Linked DNA regions of Homo sapiens: region 2 is linked to region 1. A link is a contact called in ENCODE Hi-C or POLR2A ChIA-PET data. All regions are on one chromosome and are shown on one strand. Each heading gives the region's core, a stretch centred on a gene start or an enhancer-like site at or near the end of the contact. The rest is flanking DNA. Distances are from core to core; before and after follow the strand shown.

The links. A loop is a pair of places that touch in the nucleus more often than their neighbours do. ChIA-PET counts read pairs that join two places held with the same protein, here RNA polymerase II (POLR2A). Pooled maps may share reads with other maps.
Region 2: a loop to region 1 is called in a map of heart right ventricle, with 2.5 times the contacts of the local background. The contact joins the enhancer-like site here to the promoter of PCAT5 in region 1. A Hi-C loop is called at or near these places in 3 of 168 maps with a recorded cell type or tissue (PC-3, heart right ventricle and mammary epithelial cell) and 2 of 50 pooled maps. POLR2A ChIA-PET finds 5 or more read pairs at or near these places in 1 of 52 experiments (endothelial cell of umbilical vein).

What each region holds. Positions count from the first base shown.
Region 1 is chr10:35,775,842-35,782,267 of GRCh38, forward strand. PCAT5 (prostate cancer associated transcript 5) reads left to right here and starts at 2,461. Exons shown (of 3, transcript NR_110138.1): 1 at 2,461-2,674.
Region 2 is chr10:36,485,176-36,491,405 of GRCh38, forward strand. No RefSeq gene overlaps it. Among named protein-coding and RNA genes, the nearest start is that of LINC02630, 590 kb to the left of the region's middle. Within about 2 kb of position 4,632, at least 7 of the 41 ENCODE cell types and tissues checked have a DNase peak (open chromatin) inside an H3K27ac peak, as active enhancers do; they include PC-3, endothelial cell of umbilical vein and heart right ventricle, where a contact is called at or near this core.

The sequences.
Region 1 (6,426 bases), core at 1,211-3,710:
TAGAATGGTGAATCCTTCTCAGAAAGTTTTCAATTTACTTTGCCCAGATCCTCCAGAGGAATCACTGTCTATGGCAGTTATAGCCTTATGAAATGTGTTTCTTAAATAATAAGACTTGAGGGTTGAAATGACTCCTTGATCCATGGGCTGCAGCATGGATGCTGTGTTAGCAGGCACGAAAACAACATTCATCTCCTTGTACATCTCTTGAACTCTTGGGTGACCAGGTGCATTGTCAACATGCAGTAATATTTTGAACAGAATATATGTTTTTCTGAGCAAGTTTCAACAGTAGGCTTAAAATATTCAGTAAACCATACTGTAAACAGATGTGCTGTCATCTGGGCTTTGTTGTTCCATTTCTAGAGCACAGGCAGAGTAGATTTAGAATCATTCTTAAGGGCCCTAGGATTTCTGGAATGGTAAATGAGTATTGGCTTTAACTTAATGTCACCAGCTGCATTAACCCTTCACTTAACTTTGAGTCAGCCTGTCCTTTGAAGCTATGAAGTCTGTCATTGACTTCTCCCTTCTAGCTAAGAAAGATCTAGATGGTATGTTCTTGCAATAGAAAGCTGTTTTGTTTACACTGAAAATCTGTTGTTTAGTGTAGCCACCTACTTCAATGATCTTAGCTGGATCTTCTGGATAATTTGCTGCAGCTTCTCCATCAGCACTTGGTGCTTCGGAACCTTGCACTTTTATGCTGTGGAGACAACTTCTTTCTCTCAATCTTATGAGCAAATTTGGCTCCACATTTTTCTTCTGTAACTTTCTCACCTCTCTCAGCCTTCATAGAATTGATGAGAGTTAGGGTCTTGCTCTGGATTAGGCTTTGGCTTAAGGGAATGTCATGGCTGGTTTGATCTATCCAGACCACTCACACTTTCTCCCTATCAGCAGCAAGCCTGTTTCACTTTCTTATCATTCCTGTGTGCACTGGAGAAGCACTTTTAATTTCCTTCAAGAACTTTTCCTTTACATTCACAGCTTGGCTGGTGCAAGAGGCCTAGCTTTCAGCCTGTCTCAGCTTTCAACATGCCTTCCTCACTAAGCTTAATCATTTCTAGCTTTTGATTTCAAGTGAGAGATGTGTGACTCTTCCTTTCACTTGAACACTCAGAGGCCGTTGTAGAGTTATTAATTGGCCTAATTTCAATATTCTTGCATCTCACATAACAGGGAGGCCTGAGGAGAGGGAGAAATGGGGGAATGGCTGGTCGGTAAAACCAAAGACACGCATACAACCTTTACACATTAAGTTTGTTGCTTTACATAGGCAAAACAATTACAATAGTAATGCGCAATATCACTAACCATAGGTCACCATAATAGATATTATAATAATGAAAAAGTCTGAAATATTGTGAGAATTATCAAAATGTGACCCGCAGGCACTAAGTGAGCCACATGCTGTTGGAAAAATGGTGTCAAGATGCTTGCTTGATGCAGGGTTGCCCAAACCTTCAATTTGTAAAGAGTGCACCATCTGCAAAGAGCAATAAGCAAGGCACAATATAACGAGGCATGCCTGTAGCTGAGCAAACAATTGTTTTCTTGGAAGTGTATCTACTTCTAAAAGCTAAAGTATGGGCCCGGCGTGGTGGCTCATGCCTGTAATCCCAGCACTTTGGGAGGCTGAGGAGGGTGGATCACCTGAGGTCAGGAGTCCAAGACCAACCTGGCCAACATGGTGAAACCTCGTCTCTACTAAAAATACAAAAATTAGCTGGGTGTGGTGGCGTACGCCTGTAATCCCAGCTACTTGGGAGGCTGAGGCAGGAGAATCACTTGAACCTGAGAGGTGGAGGCTGCAGTGAGCTGAGATCATGCCACTGTACTCCAGCCTGGATGACAGAGTGAGACTCTGTCTCAAATAAAATAAAATAAAATAAAATAAAATAAAATAAAATAAAATAAAATAAATAAAATATGCACAACACAGAAGATATGCCCTTAGCTGACTTGGGAACTCTATGCAGCTCCGAAAGTGAAGTATAGTGTGCATGTAGTGCCACCCATTGTGATTTATGTTGGAAATAGAGGAGTAGGGAAATGCATTTGCTATGCCTCCCTAGAGGCTTCAGAGTCATTCTGTGGGTGGAGGAGCAGCTTCTGGAGATAATAGAATTGTCCTCCAGCTGCTCACACTTCACACAGTCTGTGGCCAGATGTAAAAGCCTGGAGAACTTGTTTCCAGGATCAGAGACAAGGAGATGCAAGAGGCCCCTGTAAGCAGAGCAATGAACAATGGTATAACCCAGTTTGTGAAGGAAGATGCCTCTGAAGAAAGAGTGGAGGTCAACTTAAAAATCAGCAGAATGCAACGTACTCTCATTCCCCCACTGGTTACCTTCACTGTGGCCAGTGTATAAGCTGGGCTGTTTGTTCCTGGTAAATGTCCCTGATTCCGTCCTGAAGCTTTGGCCCAATCAGGAGCCCGAGCTGTGCGCTTCTTATCTCCTGAGGCTGCAGCAAGATCAGGGAAGCAAACCTTTGCAAATGAGACATGTACCGTGTAAAATGGAAATGCTTTCCTTGGCAGTGAGTTAAGCATTTTCACGATAACAATTTGGAATCCTAGAAAAATAACTGGATTTTGAAATGGAAAATGAGCTCTGCACTTTGCTACTTTTGTGACCCCACATCCTCATCTCCAAATGCGGATGTTACAGTAAGTTGCCGGAGTTCGCAGCTGCCTGGCCAGGGCTGTCTTCCTGTCTGTGGTTGCCACAGTGCACTGAACATTGGCCTCTCGTTTTAAAACAGTTCTTTCTGTCCTAAGGCCAATTATAGTACTATGTTTAACCTAAACATTAGGATTTATATCATAGTATGACAGCTGTGGTCAACATTCTTTATTTCAACAACTTCTCGATTTCATTAACTTTATTTCTTTCAACAACTTTCCATTTAGCTATGTTGTTGGAAAAATGTATGGAATACCTATGGAAGTTATAGGACAAGAAATGTGTACTTGGAAAGATAATTTTTGTCTCCTAAGAGACTCCCCCCAGTGTGGAGGGTTGTGTGGTATACCTTATTTAGCTGTGTGAGGTTGGTGTTTTTGAAGGGCTCTCAATAAATGTCATTCTCAACTTTGCTGGGGATATAAAGAATTTGAAAATTTAAACTAAGAGAGACAGATAGGGTTAAAATATCAAGTTAAAAAGAGCAAAGTTGGAGAATGTGGCTTTAGGGCTGACAGCCAAGTGTGCTTGTGAATACCGAGCCTAGAGGCAGGTCCCCCTCCACTCCCAGGCAGCGCAGCACTGGCCTTCCCCACCAAGCTTAATCATTTCTAGCTTTTGATTTAAAGTGAGACAAGTGCAACTCTTCCTTTTACTTGAACACTTAGAGGCCAATATAAGGTTCTTCATTGGCCCAATTTCAATATTGTTTTGTCTCAGGGATCAGGGAGGCCATGCGGGAGGGTGGGTGTGCTGGTTTGCTACAGGTCCATAATCAAGTACCACAAATTAGATGGCTTGAAGCAATAGGAATTTGTTATCTCATAGTTCTGGAGGCTAGAAGTATAAGATCAAGGTGTTGGTAGGGTCTTCCTCCCTCCAAAACCCATAAGAGGGAGTCCTTCCTTCCTTATCTCTTCCTAGGTTTTGGTGGAGCTGTCAATCCTTGGCTTGTGGCTGCATCACTTAGATCTCCACTTCAGCTCTTTCATGGCCTTCTCTCTGTTTATCTTGGTCTGTGTCCAATTTCTTTTTTCTTCTTCTCCTTCTCCTTCTTCTTTTTTGAGATGGAGTCTTGCTCTGTTGCCCAGGCTGGAGTGTAGTGGTATGATCTCGGCTCACTGCAACTTCTACCTCCTAGGTTCAAGTGATTCTCCTGCCTCAGCCTCCTGAGTAGCTGGGATTACAGGCATGCATCACCATGCCTGGTTAATTTTTCTATTTTTAGTAGCGATGGGGTTTCACCACGTTGGCCATGCTGGTCTCGAACTCCTGACCTCCAGTGATCCGTCCACCTCAGCATCTCAAAGTGCTGGGATTACAGGTGTGAGCCACCATGGCTGGCCAAATTTTCTTCTTATAACAACACCATTCATGTTGGATTTAGAGCCCGCACTTATGACTTCATCTTAACAATTTCATCTACAAAGACTCCATTTACAAATAAGGTCACATTTTGAGGTCCTGGTGTGTCTGGAGTTTGTTCCTTCTGGTGGGTTCGTGGTCTCACTTCAGGAATGAAGCCACGGACCTTCGCAGTGAGTGTTACAGCTCTTAAAGGTGATGTGGACCCAAAGAGTGAGCAACAAAGAGATTTATTGTGGAGAGCAAAAGAACAAAGATTCCACAGCATGGAAGGGGACCCAAGCTGGTTACCACTGCTGGCTGCGGTGACAAGCTTTTATTCCCTTATTTGTCCCCATGCACGTCCTGCTGATTGGTCCATTTTACACAGTGCTGCTGATCGGTCCATTTTACAGAGCACTGATTGGTCCATTTTACAAACGTCTAGCTAGCCACAGAATGCTGATTGGTGCATTTTACAATCCTAACTACAGAGTACTGATGCATTTTACAATCCTCTTGTAAGACAGAAAAGTTCTCCAAGTCCCCACTTGACCCAGGAAGTCCAGCTGGCTTCACTTCTCACTGGGGTTTGGACTTCAATATGTCTTTTAGGTGGAGGGCTGGGACACAATTCATCCCACAACCGTGAGACTTAGTGCAACTCACAGCACTGGTCACAGAGAACACTGGCTCTCTGAGCACAGGTTTTTCCCTAAGACAAAGAGCCATGCATATGGAGTCATTTACTTCAAAGATCGGAGGAGAACTCAATGAAATTGAGAAAAAAGAACAATACAAGTGAGGAACAAAATGAAACAGATGAAGAAAATTGATGGATTCCTAGCTTGACTATGAAAAGAAAAGGTCCAAATAAACATAATCAGAAATTCAAAAGGAGACATTACAAATGATACCACAGAAATACAACAGATCATCAGAGACTACTAGAAACAACAATATGCCCACAAACTAGAAAACATAGAGGAAATGGATAAATTCCTGGAAACATACAACTTCCCAACATTAAACCAGGAAGAAATAGAAATCCTGAAGAGACCAGTAACAAATAGTGAGCTTGAATCAATAAAAAGTCTCCCAGCAACAACAAAAAGCCCAAGAGCAGATGAGTTTACAGCCAAATTCTACCAAACATACAAAGAAGAGCTGGTACCAATCCTCCTGAAACTCTACCTCAGATTTAACCATCAGTTAAGTGTATCACCTTTCCTAGGAACAAAGTGATCAAAGACTTACAGAGAAATGAGGAATGTCAGCCAGTGGAGGTCCACCTTCTGCAGTGAAAATCAGGAAGAAAGAGGAATCGTGCTCCCTGCTATGAGCTGAAAGTTTATGTCCTCCCAAAATTAATACATTGAAACCTAGTCTCCCATGCAATGGTATTTAAGAGGTGCAGCCTTTGGGAGGGGATTAGGTCACAAGGGTTCCACTCTCCTGAATGGGATCAATGCCTTTATAAGAGAAGCTTTAGGAAACCTGTTTGCCCCTTCTGTCATGTGAGCACATAGCAAGTAGGTGCCATCTATGAAGCAGAGAACCCTCATCAAACACGGAATCTGCTGGTGCCTTGATCTTGGACTTCCCAACCTCCAGAACTGTGAACAATACATTTCTGTTATGTATTATCCAGTCTAAGGTATTTAGTTATAGCAGCTGGAATGGACTAAGACACCTCCCATTATTCCATTTTAGTATCCATTGAATATTCAGTTTAACACATTAATGGTAGCTTGTTTTCAGGGCATTGCCTTTGTCATAAACTTTAGAAGTATAGTTTCTTTTTTGTGGGGATGCTTTGCATTTTGCTTGCAACTCACATTCCTAGAGAAAAGAGAACAGTATTTCCCCAGCTATCCCGGCACATGTTTTGGACAAACTTCTCAACCTCCTGTTTCTAGTATTGGAAGTCCTCCAGGGAACGCCCTCTGGTGGGCGTCTCATTCTGACTTCGACCTGGGCTCCATCTTACAACATCTTAATTCTATGCAGAACCACCTTGATCAGATTCCTCTATAACACTACTTAATAGTTTTCCATTCGAGTTCTCCTCATAAGCATTAAAAAACCAATCTCTCTGGAATTGTTCTGAACTTCTAATCCTCTAAGCCTCCTTTCTATGGTTAGAGAATATGAGAATCTGTTTTGGGGAGGCTTGGGGTGGCTGCTTCCTACAAAATTAACAAGTCTGATGAAGATGGTGGTGAGAATCATTATTCTATTATAGTTCAGTTGGCATCAGTGAAGGCAGGGGCCATGAATCCACTGCAAGGGGCTCATGAAATATGCTTGGCTGCTTCAGATTTTTCTTTGGAGCTCACAACTTGTAAGTGTCCTCCTGGGTTAATGATAGGAGATTCTTCATCTGTCCTGG
Region 2 (6,230 bases), core at 3,382-5,881, 710 kb after region 1:
GGATGGTCTCGATCTCCTGACCTCATGATCCGCCTGCCTCAGCCTCCCAAAGTGCTGGGATTACAGGCGTGAGCCACTGCGCTTCGCTTGATGATCACTTTTCAATGCACTTACTCTGACCAATCCAATTTAAATTGAAAACTACTCAACCCCTCTGTTCCTCCCCAGGACTACTTTTTCTCTTTTTGTATAGTACTTATCATCCTATAATATTTAAACAGAGGCTAGGCGTTGTGGTCCCTGTTTTAGTCCCAGCTACTTGGGAGGCTGAGGCAAGAGGATATCTGAGCCCAGGAGTTGGAGACCAGCCTGGGCATCATAGCGAGACCCTTTCTCAAAATACATATATATTTGAACAACTTATTTATTTACTATGTCCATTGTTTGCTATCTGATTCTTCTTACAAATGCACACACTCCATGAGGGCAGAAAGTCATTCCACATGTTCTGCATTGTTTATTGGTGAGCAGTGCCTGACCTACAGAACACTCTGTGTTGAAGTGAATGAGTAGAGAGTCTTAAGCAGATAATATAATACATAATATGAAGTCAGAAATGGGAAAATTGACTCTTGAATAAGTAGTGCTGATAACTGAATACTCATTTAGAAAAAGATACAGTATCTCACCCCAGCCAAATAAAGCAATTTCAGGATTATATTATATACTAAACATTTCTCTGTTTTTCCTTTCACGTTGAATAGAGATTCTAATTTTGATGTCACAAATCTATATAATGTCTTTTCTATCATAATTAGTGCTTTCATGTACTATGTAATATAAGAGAGTATGATAATTCCCTTGTTCTGCACAGAAAGCACAAGTTATGATATGAAAGATTGATACATTTGTGACTTAAAATTAGAATCTTGTATTCATCAAAAGTCACCATTAAGAGAGTAAAAAAGGCAAAATATCAATTCAGAAAAGACATTTGTTTTATATAAAACTGACAATGGATTAGTTTTCAGTATCTATAAGTAACTTCTACAAACAAAAAGAAAAACAGATAACCCCATAAAACATTGGACAAAAACTTGAATAGATACTTTTTATAAAAGACCCAAATTATATGCACTTACACATGCACAAATTTATATATATAAATATATACACACATATATAGTACACACAAATACATTAAACATATGTGTATGCAAATATGACGTATGTAATAAAAGTATTAATAATCACCAAATGCAAATTAAAACCCTAAAATACAAAATTACATACAATTAAAATATCGGCCAGGATGTAAAGTAACTCTCATTCATTGCTTGTGAAACTTTAAGCAGATACAAGTGCCTTGGAAAACTGTTGTTATTTAATAATCTGAAGATATATATCATGAGTTAACAACTGCACTCTTGGGAATACGCCCTGGATAGACCCTTGAAGTATGCACATCATGAATAATATGAAATAATGTTCATAGCAGCATTTTTCACAAGAGCCCAACATGGGAAGAAGTCTAAAAGCTCTCTAATGCTATGATAGATAAAATATTAAGTGATAGTCATACAGTGGAATGTTACACAAAAAATAGAAAACTGCTCCTTAGTACCTACAACAGAGGTGAATGTCACAGACATAGGTCAATCAGAGGAAGCAACAGATAGTGTGATATACATAGCACAATTCCATTCAGATGGAACTCCAAACGAAGGAAACTAAAATACAGTGTTTTTTTTTTTTTTTTCTTGAGACGGAGTCTCGCTGTCTCCCAGGCTGGAGTGCAGTGGGGCGATCTCGGCTCACTGCAAGCTTCGCCTCCCAGGTTCTCACCATTCTCCTGCCTCAGCCTCCCCAGTAGCTGGGACTACAGGCGCAAGCCACCATGCCCAGCTAATTTTTTGTATTTTTAGTGGAGATGGTGTTTCACCATGTTAGCCAGGATGGTCTCGATCTCCTGACCTCGTGATCCGCCCACCTCGGCCTCCCAAAGTGCTGGCATTACAGGCGTGAGCCACCGCGCCCAGCCTAAAATACAGTGTTTAATGAGATACACACAGGCAGTGGAAATATAAAACCAAAGAAGAAGGCAATTATTGTAACATTAGGAAAGTGTTTGGCTCCAGGGGACATGGAGGAGGAGGTGATGATAAGGAGGACGAAGGCAGGTTCTGGGATGTTTGTCATGTTCTCATTATTTTGACCTGTTTAAAGTGTTTTTTAAAATTTTTCCCATTCCCTTTACTGATTACAACTTACATATATGATTTATACATTTTTTCTGTATGAATGTTATTTTCCAAAATCGAAACAAGCCTACAGTTCTGAAGACCTTATCTTATAGTTAATTTTCCATATAACAACAGTGTTCTTCTCTCAGAAAATGTAAAGCTTAAGGTCCCTTAATTGTGCCAGTAAATATTTGCTGAACATCCACCTTGTGCCAGGTATCTTTCTAAGCACTGAGATTACGGTGAGGAATAAAATAGATGATATTTATAAGGTTGTCCTCAATGCAGCCTGCAATTTAAGGAAATTAATCCTGTGGCTTGATTTAAATCTCTGGCTTACCCTATGCAACTGTTTAACTCAGCCTTCCCATACGAAATAAGACACTGTGGAATATAGTAATATAGTTGGAAACTAAATTTCAGTCCCTTTACTCTCTTCCTAGTTGCATTACCAAAGAGCTTTCAGTCTATAGAGCCTTCATCTTTATAGAGGGGACCCTATTTCCTGTTCTATTGAGCCACAGGTCTTCTGTGGGGAAAAACATTACATATCAATGTACATTTAAAATCATGACAGTAATGTGATTTATTCAAATATTTAGATATATATTTGTATTGAAAGTTCTTTAAACAGTGGAATTGTATCTTCTACAGTCTTGCTCTCAATTTTTTCTTGGCAGGGCAAAGAGAATGAGGCCTTCCTTATCAAATGTGTGTGAGTGCTGCTTGCTGCCTGGTGGAGGATACTGAACATAGAAATGTCATAACTGAAGATTCCCGAGGGTGGCATTGGTATATAAACGGCAGTGGAGAAACTCTGCTTTTGGTGAAGCTACCAAATCTGTGTGTGTATATCTAGCAAAAATATACCACATTAAAGGATATCAAATTTACCATTTTAAGCATATAGTACAGTAGCATTAAGTACATTTGCACTATAATCCAACCATCACCGCCATTCATCTTCAGAATTTTTTTCTTCCCAAACTGAAGCTCTGTACACATTAAACAATAACTCCCTATTTCCCCTTCCCTCCAGAGGGCTGTACATTTGGAAAACTGTTATGATTCAGTTTTCCAACCTCCATTCTACTTTTTGTCTCTAGAAATATGATTATGCTAGGCATAATACTTCCCATAAACGGACTCATACAACCTATTTCCTTTTGTGTTTGGCTTGTGTCACTTAGCATGTTGTTTTCAAGGTTCTTTCATGTAGCATGTTTCAGAATTCCTCCTCTTTTAAGGCTGAATAATATTTCAATATGCCTATTTACCATATATTGTTTATCCGTGCATCTATCAATGAGTATTTGGATTGTTTTGGGTATTATTAAGTAATGCTGCTATTAACATGGGTATACAGATATCTGCCCAAGTCTCTGCTTTCAATTCTTTGAGGCACGTGCTCAGCAGTGGCATTTCCAAGTCACGTGATAATTCTATATTTAGTGTTTTGAGGGATAGCCTTACTGTTTTCCACAGCAGCTGCACCATTTTACACTCCACCACCTATGTAGAGGATTCACATTTCTCCAATCTGCACCAATATTTATTTTCTGTTTTTTCGTTTGTTTGGTTGTTAGTTTTTTAATCACAGCCATGCTAATGGGTGTGAAGCGGTATCTCATTGTCATTCTGACTTGCATTTCCCTAAGACCAATTTGTTTCCGAACCAGGACAATTTTCAGCTCCCACCCTACCACTACTTTCCCCACTCCTGCACCCTCATTTCCTTGCTTTTTTTTTTTTTTTTTTTTTTGAGATGGATTCTCACTCTGTCGCCAAGGCTGGAGTCCAGTGGTGCGATTTCAACTCACTGCAACCTCCACCTCCTGGGTTCAAGCAATTCTTCTGTCTCCAAGCAATTCTCCTGTCTCAGGCTCCAGAGTAGCTAGGATTACAGGCGCACATCACCATGACTGTCTAATTTTTGTATTTTTAGTAGAGACAGGGTTTCACCATATGCCAGGCTGGTCTGTAACTCCTGACCCACCCGCCTCGGCCTCCCAAAGTGCTGAGATTATAGGCGTGAGCCACCGCGCCTGGCCTTCCTTCCTCTTTTAAATAAGTGGTAGCTGAAAGAGTCTAGACTCTTGAGTACATTTCCCGACTAGTCTCTGACTTTTTCACAAGAAAGTCATTGTATGGCCACTCAAAGAAAACATTTTGATTATTCATATAATTTCACAGTGCCTGTGATAGCTCTGCTCAGCCCCTTTTTCTGAGGTGTGACATGCCATCTGTCAAAGTGAGAACAGGAACCCTCCTTTCCTTCAAGCTGTTGTCCTGCACACAGAACAAGTGAAAGATACTGGAAAACCCTCTGTTGGATTCTAAAGTTCTTTTGACCTTAGCTTGAAAATAAAAAAGAATCAGGAAATATTTTCTTGCTGGGTTGGAGCCAATGACTCTTGGCCAGAAATAACTGTGTAGAGTTCCTCTCGGCTGGACCCATGAGGCCAGGCCTTCAGGGGAGGTCCTGGAGTAGGGGAGCATGGTGAGACCAGCGCCTCTCATCTGAGTGCATCCACTTGGAGGAGATCTAGGGGAGGCTAGCTCCTTGAACTGAATCCTGTTTAGAGGAGGGGACCCAACTTGGGGAGAATTTTCTCTCCAAGCCCAGTGGGCAAGGCCTAGGAGCCGTAGCCTTCCTATCAGTTTATCCGAAAACCCTGATAGAAGTCAGCACATTTTTAAAAACACTTAAGTCCATTGTTTCCTTTTTGAGGGAGAAAAAAGTGCTAAAGAATGTTAAGCTCTTCTAGCAGCACTCTTACTCATAGCCAGATTGAATTTCTTTTTCCTTCATGGATTCCCTGAGGCATCATTATAATGAAAAAGTAGGCATCAGAAAAACACTTACCGGGTTGTGTCTGGAGAAAAAGTCACTTTTGGGACAACCCGTGTAAAAAATCTCTACACATTTTATTCTAATTACAGGTCTGCAAACCATTCTCATCTCCAGTGGATATTAGTGAACTACTGCCCCCTTGAAGGTCATGACCTTGGGCAACAGTAAGGGTTTGCCATCAAAAACAAGACTAAAATAACACTGATGGCTGCTTTCAGGAGGTCTGAGATGAGAGCTAGAGTTCTCCTCCCTAGGGCCCCTACATGGATTTACTCATGAGTTTACACACTTGAACTTCTCTGCCGTTTATCCTTAGGTATTGCCAGCTTCTCCCTTTTTGGCCTAGTCATTCTTTGTGTTTCTCATTCATTCCAGACTGCTCCCTTTTTTCTTTCTTCCTGTCTCAGTCAGCACAGGAGATAAAGGTTAACAGCGTTTTGAGTGTGACCTGTGAGGGAAATTGCTATTGTTTAATTCCAGTTTCTTGCCATGGAGTTATTTACTTATCTTTCTATTAAATCCTCATAGCATGTTACTCCTTTTTCTTATGTTTTCACACAATGCCCTTTATTTCAACTGATTACTTGTTTTGATTTTCCTTAGCCTATCTTATTTTTGCATTTCCTAAGAGTCTTCCTGTGGCAGCACATTTCATAACCACTATTTGATTTGTAAATTTATCTTTGTGGACCATCTTCCACTCCCAGATGATTACATGAACAAGTAGCTTGGTTGTAGACTTGTTCTTTAGAATACAGTGCCTTAGATTAAGATGAGAACTGGGCCGGGTGTGGTGGCTCACGCCTGTAATCCCAGCACTTTGTGAGGCCAAGGCGGGTGGATCACGAGGTTAGGAGATCAAGACCATCCTGGCTAACATGGTGAAACCCTGTCTCTACTAAAAATACAAAACATTAGCCGGGCATGGTGGCGGGTGCCAGAAGTCCCAGCTACTCAGGAGGCTGAGGCAGGAGAATGGCGTGAACCCGAGAGGCGGAGCTTGCAGTGAGCCGAGATCTCACCACTGCACTCCAGCCTGGGCGACAGAGCAAGACTCTGTCTCAAAAAAAAAAAAAAAAAAAATGAGAACTGAACTGAGATGAAGACTTCTTTAACATAGTGCCATCTGGGAAAGGACCAGCATCTATGGGAATCAACTTTGACAGATGCAATGAGGTTTTGGGGGACATCAC